Linked DNA regions of Homo sapiens: regions 1, 2 and 4 are each linked to region 3. Evidence: chromatin contacts called from ENCODE Hi-C data. All regions are on one chromosome and are shown on one strand. The core of a region is the stretch at or near the end of the contact, and the rest is flanking DNA. Distances in the headings are between cores, read along the strand shown.

Region 1 (3,988 bases), core at 290-2,789, 690 kb before region 3:
CACCAGCCTCTACTACCAACCTCTAATTGAGGCTCACAGTACCTCTTAACTCTGATATCCAACAATATCCTGGTTTATTTGCTAATGCTTTCTTCCCACCTCAGCCTACTTCATCATTATTAGATATCATTTAATCCTACCCTACTGCTGTGCTAGGTACTTGGCATAGACAGGAACAAAACAGTTTCTGCCCTTGAAGAGTTCCACATCCCCTGCAGCATAACCACACTCTTCCCCTGAACTGTACTCGATCTAGCTCTGGGGCCTGCTCTCTCCTTTCTCAATATATCTTCTAACCTCAAGAAGTCCTCCCCAAATCCTACCCATGGCTTAAGCTCAAGTTTCCCCCCCTCTAGTTTCTTGTTCACTTTAGCTCACAAAATAAAGTCCCCATTAAAAACAAAACGAAACAAACTCCTTTGGCACTTATTGCATACACTAATATGAGTGCTAAAAGGGGAGCTGATACCACCACCTAAGATCATAAATGTAAACGTACAGCATGTCAAGTACTATTTCCCATAGTTCTATTACAGACAAGGACCCACTTTTTTAAAAGTGTTGCACAAAGTCACAATGAATTACAAAAAGCAGAGCTACAGCCCAGGTCTTGCGGTTCCCAGCCATAAAATCTTAAAACTGGCAGAGACCTCAAACGACACCTTAACTAGTGATTTCAGAGTCCTAGCATGTGAAAGTTGTAATGGGGATGGAGGAACTGGGCTTTGGATTAATTTTAAAACAACAAAATCAAGGATTGCTTTGAAAAACATTTGAAGACAAAAATCTTCAAAACATGGGTTGGAAAAGATAACAAAAAAAAGCTCAGGGAGGCTGAGGTGGGAGGATCTCTAGAGTCCGGATGTCGAGGCTACAGTGAGCCGTGACCCACGCCACTGCACTCCAGCCCTGGAGAAAGAGCGAGAGACCGTGTCTCGAAAAAACAAACAACAAAAAAACCCTCAGACCCCAAAACGTCAAGGAATAAAAGTAAAAGGTTGGGCGGACACAACTCCTCCATTTGACAGATGAGCAAACTGAGGCACAGAACTCCAGGAGGCCTGGCCAAGGCCTCCTGGAGGGAACAGGGTCAGTTGACGGAAAAGAGCCAGAGGCTGCACGCTGGACAGCGTTCGGACCTTCCGGGTCGCGCACGTGTAAATTGCCCCCAGGAGCCTGAGGGAGCAAAGCAGCCGCCCCGCCCCGCGGGCAGCGCGTTCAGCGGCCACGTGACACAGCCAGCCCATCACGCGCAAAGGGCAGGGCCTGGAGGACACCACCCCCGCCACTCTCTCAGCCCTCCACTAGGAAAGAAGGAGATGGTATTGGTGGGCGGGCCAGACCCGCCTCCCCCACGGTGGCCACCCCGCGCGAGGCGGGCCCAGCCGCCGCCCTCCAGTGAGGGGACGGACGAGCTCAGCTAGGCCAAGGCGAAAGAGCGACGCGCACTTCAATCAGACGGCTTCACCAATGGGCTTGCGCGCTTTCCGCGGCGCCCGCCCCTGCATCGGCCTCCCGGCGACCGCGCTGCTTTCCCTCAGGCCGCCGCGGCGGCGCCCGCCCGCGCCTCCATCCGGGTCCTGGCGCGGTGCTCTCCCGGCAGCGACGGGCGCGAGGGCCGGGGCATTCCCACGGCCGCGACGGCCCTCTCCGCGAGCGCGAGGTGGGTATGGCGGACGCGGCAGCGAGCGCGGGTCCGTCGCCATTTTATTTCGCGGAGACTCGCGGCAGCGGGTGGGCAGAATGGGAGAGCCGTGCGCCGGCCCGCGCCTGTCCGGCTAACGCGGGCTGGGACTGGTGGGGCGGCCTGCCCCCTCCAGCGGGCGGGTGGCCCCGGGGGGCCGGCGGGCTGCTAGCGGAAGTCGCGGGCGCTCGGGGCACGGGGGAGGGGTGCCGCGTGGCCGCCGCGGGGCCGGCTCCAACCCCCTCCGCTTCCCGCCCAGCTCCTCACCGACAGGGCGGGGGAGGGGGGGTCATTCTTCACATTCCTTACCCCGCCCTTCCCCCCGCTTCAATCAAACTTGGGGCGGGCGGAAGGCCCGCCTTCCGGCCGGCGCCTGTTGGCCGGCGCCGCCTCTGACTGTGGCGTGACTGGTTGTAGGCGCCGCCAGGTGCCTCTGACGTCACTTCCGCTATCAAGTTTGTGGGCCGGGGAGACCTTGGCCTTGGGGGTTGGGATGAAGGAGGGAAGGTAGGAAGTGCGAGGGGCGGGGGGACAGGGCGGGAAGGCGCGGGCGGGGAGGGCGGGAGAGTCGTGGCTGGCTGCATGCCCCTGCTCCCCGCGGCCAAGTGCAGCCTCCCTTCCTGAAGCAGCTGCTGCGGCTGGAGGTCCGCTGCGGCAGCCGTCCTTGGCGAGGGGGAGGGGAACGCGGGAGCGGGAGGAAATCGTATCCCGGGGGACGGGGCTTGGAGATTTGCGACTCGGTGTCACCGGAAACAGCGCTGGCCTTTTGAGTCGACGCTGCAAACTCTTGGAACCGAGTGCCTCTCAGAAGGCTTGCTAATAAACTTCCCGGGCGGGCTCTAGTGTGAGGAATGTGGTAACCTGTATGTCCTTGGCCAGTAATGCCCTTCGGTCTTTCAACTTTTTACAGTAGATTCTGTGTCAGAGGTAATGGTATGTATTCTTCAACTTACCGGTTTTTAAAAAATTGACTAACGAGAGGGCGGGCAGACAGGAAAAAGGCAGGGAAGACAGTGAATGTTAAAATTTTGAGGTAAATCAGGAGACTGGTTGAGTTTTGCTTTTTAACTTCATTGATAATACTGCTTTCTTGGCATACAGTTCCTAAAGTTAAAGCATCATGTGGCATTCCTTTGCATTTATTTCTGTTGGCCTGAAGTATAAGAACATTGAATGTCAAATTCCAAATTTATGTGTAGTTTAGGAAATAATTGTTTATATCCAGAATTCTTTTGGTGTTTGGCGGGGTCTGGTTTTATTTACTGTATATTCGGGAAGTATGTGTAGTTAGGGAAGTAAAAACTTGGAAGTTACTTTGGGTTTTGTGAGAATGTTTGATTCATTATACATATTTGTTAAAAGTTTACTTTGAAACTTCAACTTTGAGAATAGACAAATTTCTTGACGTCCTGTAAATTCAGTGGTATTATATAGCATTTTAAAATTTATCACTTAGGTGCAATTACAGTGTGAGGGGAAAAGTTAACTTTTTTGAATAGTTACATTGCAGTGACAGCAAGAGAGTATTTTTATGTGTAGACAGGCTGTGGGTTCCCCTCACTTAAATTGAAGCTCTGTTGAACTTGAGACACTTAAGAATCTTGCAAGTGTGAAAAGTGGAGTGAAACAAAACCATTTCTAAAACGAAAATGTGTAACTGCGTTCAGTTTTACACAGTGAAGAAATAAGTATTAAACAAGTTAGTCTCAAACGTTTATATCTTAAGGTCATTTTATTCCTGTTATCATTAACTAGACATATCTTGGTTTAGAGAGCAGCACACAAGACATTGTGTACTTTTAATAGCTAAGATAGTATAATAACTACTCATATGGGAATTACCGAGTGTTAAGAGCGCCAAACTAGTGTTTCAAACTGTAGGTCCTGAGTTATAGGGTCATGAAGTCACTTTAGTGGGTGGTGATCCGAATTTTTTAAAAAGTAGAAAATATTCCATTGAATACAAAATAGCGTGTTGATTCAGCTCGACACATGTGTATTCCTGTAAAATAATCCTGTGAAGCTGAGTGTCAAAAGTTGAAAAACAACTTCTGTAGGGTGTTTTTCTCGTTTATAGCATTGTGTAAAGTATTATAGTTTAATATTTTTTAACGAGTATTAAATGGGCTGTTTATATTTGGTGGAACATGAGCCACCTACTTTAGTTTCACAAGTTGGGAAGTAAATTTGCCATCCAGGACCAGTATGCGTTTTAATCATAGTATTTTTAATAGCCTGTGAAGCTTTTCTTTAGACCATAAGAGGTCTTTTCCATCCCATAATATTTATTGCCAATTATTTATC
Region 2 (3,631 bases), core at 1-2,500, 600 kb after region 3:
ATGAACAGCAGCAGCCAGTGGCGGAGGCCGATGTACTGCTCCCAGAAGAGGAAGGGGTAGCCGTTGGGGTAACTGGACAGCCCCAGGCTCGTATAGTTGCTGCAGATGGTCCTTACTTTTTCAATTGCCTCCACAAAGTCTGAGGTGTCCCGCAAGCCGTTGAGGTAGAAAGGGAACTGGGCATACTCGATGGGCTCTGCTGCCGGGACTGGACAGAGAAGGGCACAGGTTAGGAGCAGCCCAGGGTAGAAGAGCATCACAGTTTCAATGGAAAGAGAGAAGAACTTTGCATGAAAGCTTACTGACTGCTCTTCTACATGATACAAAGAACAAACAATGCTGATCATAGCCTCCAGGCCTTTACGATCTTCCCATTTGGTTTAAAAATGTTTAACTCTGTGATGTGTGTATTTTTTAAGATTTGATTTTAATCTTCCAGCAGTCATTCTTTGTGAGGGGTCTAAAAACTCCAGGCTTACATTTTGGGAACATTTTTTTGTTCCCTTGACACATATGAAAATACCAAGTTCACACAGTTTTATTCAATCACTTGCAAGAGCAAAAGAACTCAAGAGTCATGCTTTCCTGAGAAAAATGCTTAACTTATCCTTTTAGTGCCTGAACAAACTTCAACCTTGTATGCTTCTTTTCTAATGCAATGCTAAGTCTTCAGCAACAGGGGAAGAAATCCTTACACAACAAGCATTTAGTTACTGCCGTTGTGTGTTCCAGACCCTCTGGGGTCATTCAGTTGACTTGCTAAACATGATTTGCCCTATTATAATCTCAACTATAAATTTTCATTAAGACAAGCCTTGGCTGCCTGCCACAGGGCTCTGGGCAGCACTGGATCCGGGGAAGCACTACTCGCTGAGTCTCCAGCCATGTTTGCAAGGGGACCCGTCTTCTTTCTCACATCCTCCCTTGGCCCGGTATCCAAAGCATACGCTACTAATATCTCCACCAGAAATGCAAATGAAATCCACACAGAACCACCTTTCAAACTCTGGGCTGAGAGGTGAAAGGAAGAGGACGCTGTTGTATACAGACTTTTCTGCTCCGGTTTAAACAGCTTTGACACAGTGCAGGTGCTTGGTGGCTTATAGGAATGACCCAATGTGCCAAAAATCCCTTCAACACCAGAGTTGACAAAGTTAAGATAAACATATAATCCCCAGCGATAAAACTCTGCAATAGTAAAATAACACTTAACCTGGAGGCGTCCCCGGTGTTCACAGGGAACAGCTGGCACGTGAGAGCAACGCCTAATGAACGTCTTAGCATTAAAGCTACGAATGGAGACGAGACACTGATTTCCCAATGTGATAGAGTGCGGGGGTTGTATCCCATTACACATCCTCGTCTCCCAGAGTTTTAAACGAGAAGAAATAGATTGTTCTGTTTACACTTCTGAACCCTGGGTAGCGTCAACGGATGAAGGCTGTTGCTGAGTTTGGAGAACCAGGGAAGGCACCTCTGTAAGTTCCCAGACCTCCCGATAAAACGCTACTTACTTCTCAGCCTTGTTTCAGGCATGTAGTCGGCTTTGTCGTGGACCCATTCTGGTCGGTGTGGCCGGATGTTGGCCTGGGAGGCAGCATACGCGACGGGGTCGTTGCTGACCCAAGCCGTCAGGTAGATGTAGAAAGCGCTGGGATTAATGATGCCATCTGCATCCACCAGACGCTGTTTAGTCAACTACAAAAACGGGAAGAACAGAGGCCTTTGAGAATGGGGTTGGGGGTAAACACACTTCTGCCTTGAGAGCACAGAAGCTGAGCTTCGCACAGCATTACAACAAAGAATAGAATGCCTACTGTTGAAAGTGTCGAAAATCCCATCAGAACACCTTTGATTTCTTTCAATGTGCACTTATCGGAGGATGCAATCACTGGCGTGTTTATAACAAACACAGTTCTGCAGATGGCCCAGGAATTGGCTGAACCAATTAAATCTGAATGCTAAAAGACCGTCTGCAGCCAAGGCAGAGAATGAACAATCTGGAGAAACATATTTATAGGAGGGGAAGGGGGAGAAACCTGGCAAGAATCCCCATGCACGTCTGTGTGCAGTTAACCTCTGTTGTTAACACTGAAGGAAATGCCACCCAGTAAATGGAGGAGAGCTATAAAAATAAAACAACATCTGTATAAATTTTGCTAACACTAGCCTCCTATGACCTGTGGATTCAAAAAATGCCCAGCGCCAGAAAGTGCAAGGGACGAGTGCACACCCTCAAGCCTCGCCAGGTGATCTTATTCCCGGAGGTCGTAGTACTCCGCACGCCGCGTCCTCTGCGTGGCCAAATGTGCTCCCTCGGCAGGAGGGCTTGTGGGCTTTGCTGAGGTGGGGAACTCTGTGGGACTCAGTATGTGTTTGTACGTTTTATATACATAGAAAAATTCCGTTTCCTGTTTATTTTAGATTCAGGCCTCATTCCTCGCTTTGGGTCTTTTTTAAACAAAATGAAAAACACCAGTGACAGCGGCTCCTAGAGAAGGAGTGAAGGAAGAAGGAGCAGGGAGAGAGTGAGAGAACTGGATTTCGGGGATCTGGATTCAATTAATCCACAGGATATGTAACAACTGCATGTCCTCAACACATCCCTGGAATCAAACAGCGCAGCCCGTGGCCTCTGTGCATGCAGCACGCCTTTCTCCCTCCCGGGAGGAGGAAATGGTATCTGGGGGTCTGGCCCAATCCCATTTGTCCCACAGTATCCCTGGTCCCTCGCCCAGCCCTGCTGCCTGGGCACTTTCCTGGTGTCTCTGAGGCAGACTCCTCTGCCTGCATCCTTGGGAAACGTGATGGTCTGCTGCCTGCTGCTGTGAGCTCAGAGTTTCACACTCCATAACAACTCTGAACAATGTACTTTGTAAATCTGTCACCTTGAATGCCAGCAAAAAAGGGGAGACAATAAACATAGCTGCTGAGAAGATCATTAGCATGACGGTTTTCTGCCTGAAGGTGAAGCAAGCAAGCTACAAAGAGCCAAGGGAAGAGGCTCCGAGGAAGCTGAGGTAGCCCGGGCCCCGTGCAATTGGAGGAGTCCAAAACACACTCCTGAACACACCTGCAGAACCAAAAGGGGTATGCTGGAATCCAAATGGCAGCAAGAAGATGCAAACACAAGTGGAGAATATGATTCCCAAACAGAAACGGTTATTACTGCAGGAGTGAGCAGAATGGCGCAGCCACTCTGATTCCAAGGGTGCACATTTCCGTTTGCTTCACTCATCACAGAGCGATCTGTCTACTCCTGGGGCCAGGGCCACCCAAAGATCTCAAATGTAACAAATCTTCCCATCCTTCTGTCACCTCTCCAATCTCCTAACCCACCCACCTACCCCAAATTCTGCTCATCCAAATGACTGCTACCCAAGAAATCCATCTTTCCAAGCTTGAATACCATCAAGACCAACAAGGTACCGAGTCCTAGAACTGAAAGAATCACACGCCGCTGCATTTCTAACATTGGAAAGAGCCTGCACTCTCTTGGCTGCACTTTATTCTGACAATTGTTCTGGTGGTAGGAACACGCCTGTCCCATTTGACAGATGAGGAAAGTGAGGTGCACTGGCTGGCCTGAGGTCACACAATTAGCTGGTGGGAGGAGGTGAATTAGAGTCAC
Region 3 (3,562 bases), core at 427-2,926:
CTTGCTTTTCTTTTTTTCCCATAGAAGGTAACATTCACAGTTCCAGGAATTAGGATATGAATATCTTTTGGGGAGCTGTTTTTCAGCCTTTCACAGACTCTATTTGTTCCATATGAATCAAGTAAGCATCAAGGCTTACTGCCTCTTATATCTTCTCTCAGCCTATTCCATCCTGGTGTGATCTGAGTTAAGGGCATGGGCTTTGGGGTCAGCTAACCTGTGTTGGAATCTCTTCTGTGCTACTTACTTATTCTAGGTCTTGGGCATATTGCTTAAGTTCTTTATGCTTTTGTTTGCTCATCTGTAAATGACAGGCACTATTATACTCAAGTTTTCTGTAAACTAATTGATAAATAAATTCAGCAGACACTTATTTAGGGCGTCCTATGTACTGAACACTAAATTCTTCGGCTACAGTGATGAACAAATAGAGACAGTCCCTGTCTTCAAGGGGCTTATAGTCTGGTTGGGGAGATAGATAGTTATTAAACAAATATTCTCAAAAATGGAGTACGACAAACTGGTCAGTCCTGTGTGGGAGGAATGCAGGGTTAGAGGAAACACTCCTGGCAGGGCCTTGGGGCAGGTGCCTCTGAGGCAGTGATGTAGAAGCTGAAACCTGAAGGGCAGTGGAACGTGAGCCAGGCCAGGAGTAGGAAGAAGGGCATATTATACAGGAGGACAGGCTGTGATTGGAAGCAACTTGGAACTTTGGAGGACCCGAAAGAAGTGTTCATGGAATTTAGTGACCTATGGGAAGATTGGCGTGAAATGAGATTGGCAGCATCATAAGGGCGTCAGACCAAGCAGGGCCTCATATAAATCTGAGCTTCATTCTGAGCGTATTGGGAAGCCCAGCAGGTTTAAGCAGTGGCAAGGGTGGGGACGGGGTGGGCAGGTCGTGACCTGGCTTATGTTTTGACAAGATTGCTCAGGTTTCTGGTTCTAGAATGAAGCGACAGGAGTAGTGGCAGTGGAATGGTGAGATGAGATGATGTGTGGCCGCAATCCAGGCAGGAGATGAAGGTGGCTTAGACCTGGGTGGAGAGGGTGCTGGTGGGGAAAATTGGAGAGTTCCAAGATATGCTCTGGAGAATGCAGGACTTGAGAGTTTTATATGGGGAGATGATGAGGAAGAGGGAGATGTCAAGGGTGACTCCCGAGTTTCTGGCAGAAGCCGCTGGATGGATGGGTGCTCCATTGACTAATGTGGGGAGGACAGGAAGAGGAGCAGATTAGGAGAAAAGATTCTGAGTTCTCTGTACATGTCAGGTTTAAGAAGCCACTTAGCACAGTGCCTGACACAGAGCACACCATAAATAGTAGATTTTAGTAGCTTCTAATTCTGTCCATTTCAAAGTCATAATTGACCGTTGAGTCAGGAGACTTGGGTTCTAGCTCTGGCTAGTCCATGTTAGATAAATAAACCTCTTAGGGCATCAGTGTCCTCATCTACAAATTGGGGGCAGTCAGATTCGGTGCTTTTTGCGGTTTCTTTCAGCTTCAGTGTGCTGACAATGCTATGAGATTCTTTGGTCTTGACCACCTGGAATCCACTGTGGCCAGCTGGATCTGCTTCAGAGGGGCTGATGAACCAGAACTCTGCATATGGATGGCAGTTTCTGGTGGAAGCTGACGTACGGGGAGCTCTGGCCAAGGCAAATTGTGGCTCTCGAGGAGGCTTCATGACGAAGGGGAAGGATGTGGTTTGAGGGCAGCAGCAGCAGCTGCTGTCACCAAACAAGCATGAAATCCACTGAGCTTCAGATGACATTGCAACTGAGGATGGCTGTTTATTAATTGGCAAATTAATATGATGTGGGGGCATATGGAGAAATGGTGATGGGCAGAAAAGAAGATGAAGAGAGAAACATATACTGGTTCTTTCCTGTGTATTCATCTGTTACTGACACAGAGTCATCATTAGTGCCACAATGAGTATCAGGGATGGGTCATCTCCAGTTGAACTCCCTTAATTTACAGATTAAGCAACCAAGGTCAACAACGACTTCCATGACAACAGAGCCAAGCTGGCACTCAGGTCTCTTCACACCTGGCCTGTGCTTTCCTGCTCCACCAGGCTGCCAGGGGTGGTTCCCATGAGCTGTTTTAGGCCCATTTTTGGAAAAAGAGTCATTTGGTTTCATTTGTCTTAGACTAGATCCCAGAGATGTTATTTACTGTTCCCAACCCCCGATATAAAACCACTGAATGTGCAGGCCCTCTCATCAGCCAGTGCTTGACGAGTAGTACACCTGGTGCAGCCTGGATTCCACAGCCATCCTCCCTGTAACTGCATGGGTCGGGTCCTCCGTGCTTCTGTAGGACCTGCTCTTCTGAAGCACGTTCTGCGAGTGAAGGCTGCACTACGTCTTTCATGAGGCTAGACGGTGCTCTTCTTGTCCTCAGAGTTGTTTGTTGTTTGGTTGGATTTTAAAAACTCAACAACGGCTTTGTTTATGAAAAGCAGCTTACTAGGAAAGTTGCTTCATCCTGTGATCGTGGCTAGTTTGTGAGTGATTAAATTCCCTGGCCTCCTCTTTGGAAGCAATGACCAGTCATTCTGTTGGTTTATTACTATTTCACAACATAGGAAGCAGAGCACACCACCTCTACCTAACAGTTTAACTTGAAACACCTCATCAGAGTATGTGAGTGAGACTTCACATGTGCCTGTTGCATAGTAAAAAGGACGTTTCTTTCAAAGTCACTGGGCTGGCTGAGCAGGACCCCCACAGAAAAACAGTGTTCTTGGGCCTCAGGCATACCTCAGGGCGATGCTCAGGGATGTCTGAGCAATGTCAAGCCTGTTAGATGCATGGCAGGGAGGATCTGGAGCACAGATTGATCTCTCAGATGTGGGGTGAATGGGGAGGTAAATCATCCTTTAAAGGGACTCTTTTTCAAGGCTGAGAAACCATGTCCTGAGAAAAGGGAGGGCTCTGTTTCCAGAGGCCACACGTCTGGTTGACCTCCTTCCAGTCTCCTTGAACATGCTCTGTTCATTACTGAAACAGCGGTTTGCCTGCGACTGGTCCCCACCCTTGAGGATGCTCAGCCAGTTTCCACTGCATCTCCAGGTTCTGCCCCTCCTGCAAGGCCCACCTTAAGGGCCAGCGCCTCCCTGGAACCTTCTCCCAGAGTCTCCGTCCTCCCTGTTTTTGGTTTCTGGATTCCATCCCCACTTGCAATCACACTGCACAGTTTTGCACTTTGTTGCCTCATGTTGTTTCCTCTGGGTGGATGTGTTGGGAGAGAGGATAGGTGGTGCGTGTTTGTCCTTTCTCAGTGGCAAACTCACTAACTTCCTAAGGACAAGAACTCCGTCTTGGACTTCTTTATATTCTCTCATAGTGTTAGGCTTAATTCTCGGGACAAAGTATATGCGCACAAATACTTGATCATTCACTAGAAAAGAGTTTCAGTGTGTTCGTCGAGTAATAGGTTTAAAAAGACACACATAAAGTCTACATGGACTTGTTTTCCAAATTATTTTCAAAAGCATAATGGCAAGATTTAATTTGGTTGTGCGTGACAGAACACTTGAAATAATGACTTAGGT
Region 4 (3,616 bases), core at 187-2,686, 960 kb after region 3:
CACTAAATTTGGAGTAGTTGGTTATGCTAGACAACTAGAGTAGTAATTTTGTCTTGGGCTGGCTTGATGGTATAAGTGGATCTAAGCAATATATCCATGGTTTGGGACTATATTGACTACAAAAACAACAAATTAATCCTTCATCTGTTATCAACTCTAGTCTAGTTTTATAGAAATGTCATGTGGTCCCCTAAATGCTGTCATTCAAATAAGACCTTCTTGGGCCAAACAACCAATACATCTTCCTACGTAAGTTTAAATAAAGTCTTTCTGGCTTATGTGAGATCATGAAAGCCTCCTTTTGACACAATAATCCCATGCTCTGTAGTCTGTAAAGTCATTTGGAATTACATGGCAAATGACATTTATAAAGCAACAACTAGCCGGTGGAAGCAACGTTAAATCAGAACATTTTAGTAACTTCAATTTTTATCAAGAGTAGTATGTTTTAGGCTATATTTCTTAAACAAGAAGGCTTGGTCAAGTTTACATTTATTCAGATACCCAAACCATGTCCAGATTATATTTGAACATTTCTTTGAGGGCTCTATGTCCCATTTAATTGCTTTTGACAAGCATGATACCCTCTAAACCTAAATAATGTGTTTCCCCTGAAAACCCCCTCAGCTAAAAACACATTCTACTCCAAGTAAAATGGTTGCATCATCTAAATTCCATTATCTGTAGCATTTTGTAAAAGGCCATGAACTAAGAATGTGCCCTTGTTCTTGATCTCAGGGCGTCTGAAAAAAGACTTGAGCATGAAGCCAGGAGGGGTCTGGCCGCTCGCCCAGGTCTTGATCTCCAGGCTCTCAGCTCACCAAGGTGGGATGCAGCAGCTTGCAACTTCTTGGGGGAAAATAGTTCTTGAGAAATAATTTCAAGGGGTAAACTGGTGATTTTTTGGACAGAGCTTGGGAGAATATCTGGGGCAGAACCGGAAGAAGGGAGAATGTGTGAGAGCTAAAAGGAGGCAACAGCAGGAGCTAAGAACGAGGACAGGGGAGGAAAGAGTGGGCTCAGAGCAGGGGAGGGTGGTGAAGTAACACCAAGAACTCTGAAAACCCTTGTCGCCAACTGTGACTGTCTTCACAAATCCCGACGGTAAAGGCTGCGTGACTCTCCTGGTAACCCTTCTGCCTCGAGGGCCTTTGGCCCTGCCCAACCAATGGTCATGCTGCTGTGTTGGACCCATGAACTGCAAATCCCTTTAGTGAGTGTGTGCAGAGGACTGTGGCAGAAATCCACATGAGAGACTTAGGTACTGCAGTGATCCATCATCTGGGAAGATTAAGTGGCTCTGGTGGCTTCCACGCTACCATCTGACTGTGGTCATCTTGAAAGTTAACTCTTCACTTGTTTTTATCAGTGTGGCTAGCATTGCTTCTGTTCTTAGGTTAAAAATACAACAGGGAAAACCCACTCCACCACCACAAAGCTTAAGCCTGGACGTGGCTAGAGGTTGGTTTTATGAGGTTGTCAGAAATGAATCATCAAGCTACTTGAAGCCAGAGACTCCAGGAAATCTAAACATTTGATAATGCTTGTTTTTGCTTAATTTAGTGAAGCAAGGCCAGAGTCAAACCTGCTGCCATGCACGAGGCAGGCAGATTTTTATAAAAACAGGTTTGTCCTCAAGATTCCCAAACGCCTGTGTCATCAGGCTCTGTCTAGCTCTATTGAAGGCCCACCCTCCTGTAAGAAGCACAGATGCAATTCAAGCCAAGTTCAACTGGATTGAAAGCTCCTTGGGGGTTGTTACTGCGCCTCACACAGCTTTGTGTCCCTCAGAGTAAGCATGTGGGTAAGGTCAGGTTCCCCAGAAACAAATCTGTAAGGTGAGGACAGAGGAGGTAGGAGGTGTTTACTAAGGAAGTGCGCCAGGGAAGGCTGGGCAGGAGTGAGGGAAGCAGGATGATGAGGAGGAGAAGAGCCACACCAGGGGTTATCTCAGGCTGCGACCCGTGGGGTGGCGCCAGCCTGATCTTGCAGGGACCTCAAGAGGATAAGGCACCCGTCAGAGCTTGTCCCAGCTGGCAGCAAAGGACCTGGGCTTTCCTATTCTCCAGGCGTGAAGCCCCTAGGAAATACGACCAATATTTTATCCTGTGGGAATATAATTTGGGTAGGGCTCAAGATTTGGAAAATGATGTATGAGCTGATTGTTTTGCCACCTGCTACACAGGTGTTCAAACATGGCAGAATGTGAGTGAGCTTCTCCACTCCTGGTAATAATCAACGGGGTTCCGAGTGCTGAGTTCCTCCCACATTGCTGCTCTTCAGGGAGTGAGCCTCATGGCCCTGGAGTTCTCCATTAGACTAGTCCGACAAAGCGGGGCATGTTCTAACTATCCAAGAAAACCATGCTCCTTACATATTTAGCTATTATGATTACTTTCCACCACAGCAGTCCTAGCCTCTATGATACAAAGAAATCAGAAAAAAAAAAATAAATTGGATCCAATCTATATTGAATGGCTAAGTTTTTATTAATTCAGTTACCTATGCCACAAATATCTACTGTATGCCTTCTGTGCTCCAGGCAATATGCTCGGGTTTTGGAGACACAGAGCAACAAAATATACAGTTTACAAATGAGTGGACGTTCTTGAAACAAAGGCTGGGAGGGATGGAGGGAGGTGTGAGCCTGGAGGCGTAAGCAGGAGTCCTCCCGGGAGCCTCATGGTGAAACCTGTGCTAATGACCATGCGTTTTCACTGCTCAAATATCGCGGGGGCTCTATGCCTCTTAAAATTTTATCAGTGTCCTAATTTTCTTCCACTGCATCCTAGGAGAACCAAAGACCACAAGATGAAAACATATTCAGACACACCCTTTCCCACTCCAAATCACAATTTTCAGGTCAAGCTCCCCTCAAGGGGATGCATTTCATAGAATTTGGTGATTGTGTTCTTTTAGGTGTATTGTCCACTTTTCCTGGCCTTTTTCTAAATTCTTTTATCTTTTGGGAACATGAGACTCACATAAAATAATAAAGGGTTAGATTATCTTTTTAAATCCGCAATATTTTAGCAATATTTACCTCCTTCTAACTTCAGTTATTGTGCGCAAGCTTTTATTATTGGCATGACATTTTCAAGTTCCTCAATTGACCACATATTGGGATTCATTTTTTGATGTGCAGTATCTTGTAATCCTGAGTACAATCCTTAAAAGGAGAGAGAAGGCCAGGTGCAGTGGCTCACACCTGTAATCCCAGCACTTTGGGAGGCCGAGGTGGGTGGATCACGAGGTCAAGAGATAGAGACCATCCTGGCCATCATGGCAAAACCCCATCTCTACTAAAAATACAAAAATTAGCTGGGCGTGGTAGTGCACGCCTGTAGTCCCAGCTACTCCGGAGGCTGAGGCAGGAGAATCGCTTGAACCCAGGAGGTGGAGGTTGTAGTGAGCCGAGATCAGCCACTGGACTCCAGCCTGGCGACAGAGTGAGACTCTGTCTCAAAAATAAATAAATAAATAAATTAAATTAAATTAAAAATAAAAGGAGAGAGAAACACACTAAGAATGGTGCCGCAGTTCATAATCTCTACTTGGGTTCAGCATTGTAGAAATGTAGGTTCTTTCAGCCTGCCTATCTCTCTAGGATTCAAAT

The links. A loop is a pair of places that touch in the nucleus more often than their neighbours do. Pooled maps may share reads with other maps.
Region 1: a loop to region 3 is called in a pooled map, with 24 times the contacts of the local background. The contact joins the promoter of MIRLET7A1HG here to the enhancer-like site in region 3. A Hi-C loop is called at or near these places in 1 of 168 maps with a recorded cell type or tissue (CD8-positive, alpha-beta T cell), 3 of 37 single-sample maps with no recorded cell type and 9 of 50 pooled maps.
Region 2: a loop to region 3 is called in a pooled map, with 5 times the contacts of the local background. The contact joins two enhancer-like sites. A Hi-C loop is called at or near these places in 3 of 37 single-sample maps with no recorded cell type and 8 of 50 pooled maps.
Region 4: a map with no recorded cell type shows a loop between it and region 3 (11-fold over the local background). The contact joins two enhancer-like sites. A Hi-C loop is called at or near these places in 2 of 37 single-sample maps with no recorded cell type and 2 of 50 pooled maps.

The regions. Positions count from the first base shown.
Region 1 is chr9:94,164,719-94,168,706 of GRCh38, forward strand. MIRLET7A1HG (miRlet-7a-1/let-7f-1/let-7d cluster host gene) reads left to right here and starts at 1,540. Exons shown (of 5, transcript NR_170278.1): 1 at 1,540-1,663. RefSeq lists an enhancer at 905-1,469 and silencers at 1,165-1,964, 2,195-2,264.
Region 2 is chr9:95,458,086-95,461,716 of GRCh38, forward strand. PTCH1 (patched 1) reads right to left here. Exons shown (of 24, transcript NM_000264.5): 17 at 1,515-1,698; 18 at 1-208. Among named protein-coding and RNA genes, the nearest start is that of PTCH1, 49 kb to the right of the region's middle. Within about 2 kb of position 1,251, at least 4 of the 41 ENCODE cell types and tissues checked have a DNase peak (open chromatin) inside an H3K27ac peak, as active enhancers do.
Region 3 is chr9:94,859,520-94,863,081 of GRCh38, forward strand. The region is part of intron 5 of AOPEP (aminopeptidase O (putative)); the gene reads left to right. Among named protein-coding and RNA genes, the nearest start is that of MIR2278, 51 kb to the left of the region's middle. RefSeq lists an enhancer at 1,669-1,718. Within about 2 kb of position 1,677, at least 16 of the 41 ENCODE cell types and tissues checked have a DNase peak (open chromatin) inside an H3K27ac peak, as active enhancers do; they include CD8-positive, alpha-beta T cell, where a contact is called at or near this core.
Region 4 is chr9:95,821,540-95,825,155 of GRCh38, forward strand. All of the region lies in intron 2 of ERCC6L2-AS1 (ERCC6L2 antisense RNA 1), which reads right to left. Among named protein-coding and RNA genes, the nearest start is that of ERCC6L2, 52 kb to the right of the region's middle. RefSeq lists an enhancer at 1,545-1,754. Within about 2 kb of position 1,437, at least 3 of the 41 ENCODE cell types and tissues checked have a DNase peak (open chromatin) inside an H3K27ac peak, as active enhancers do.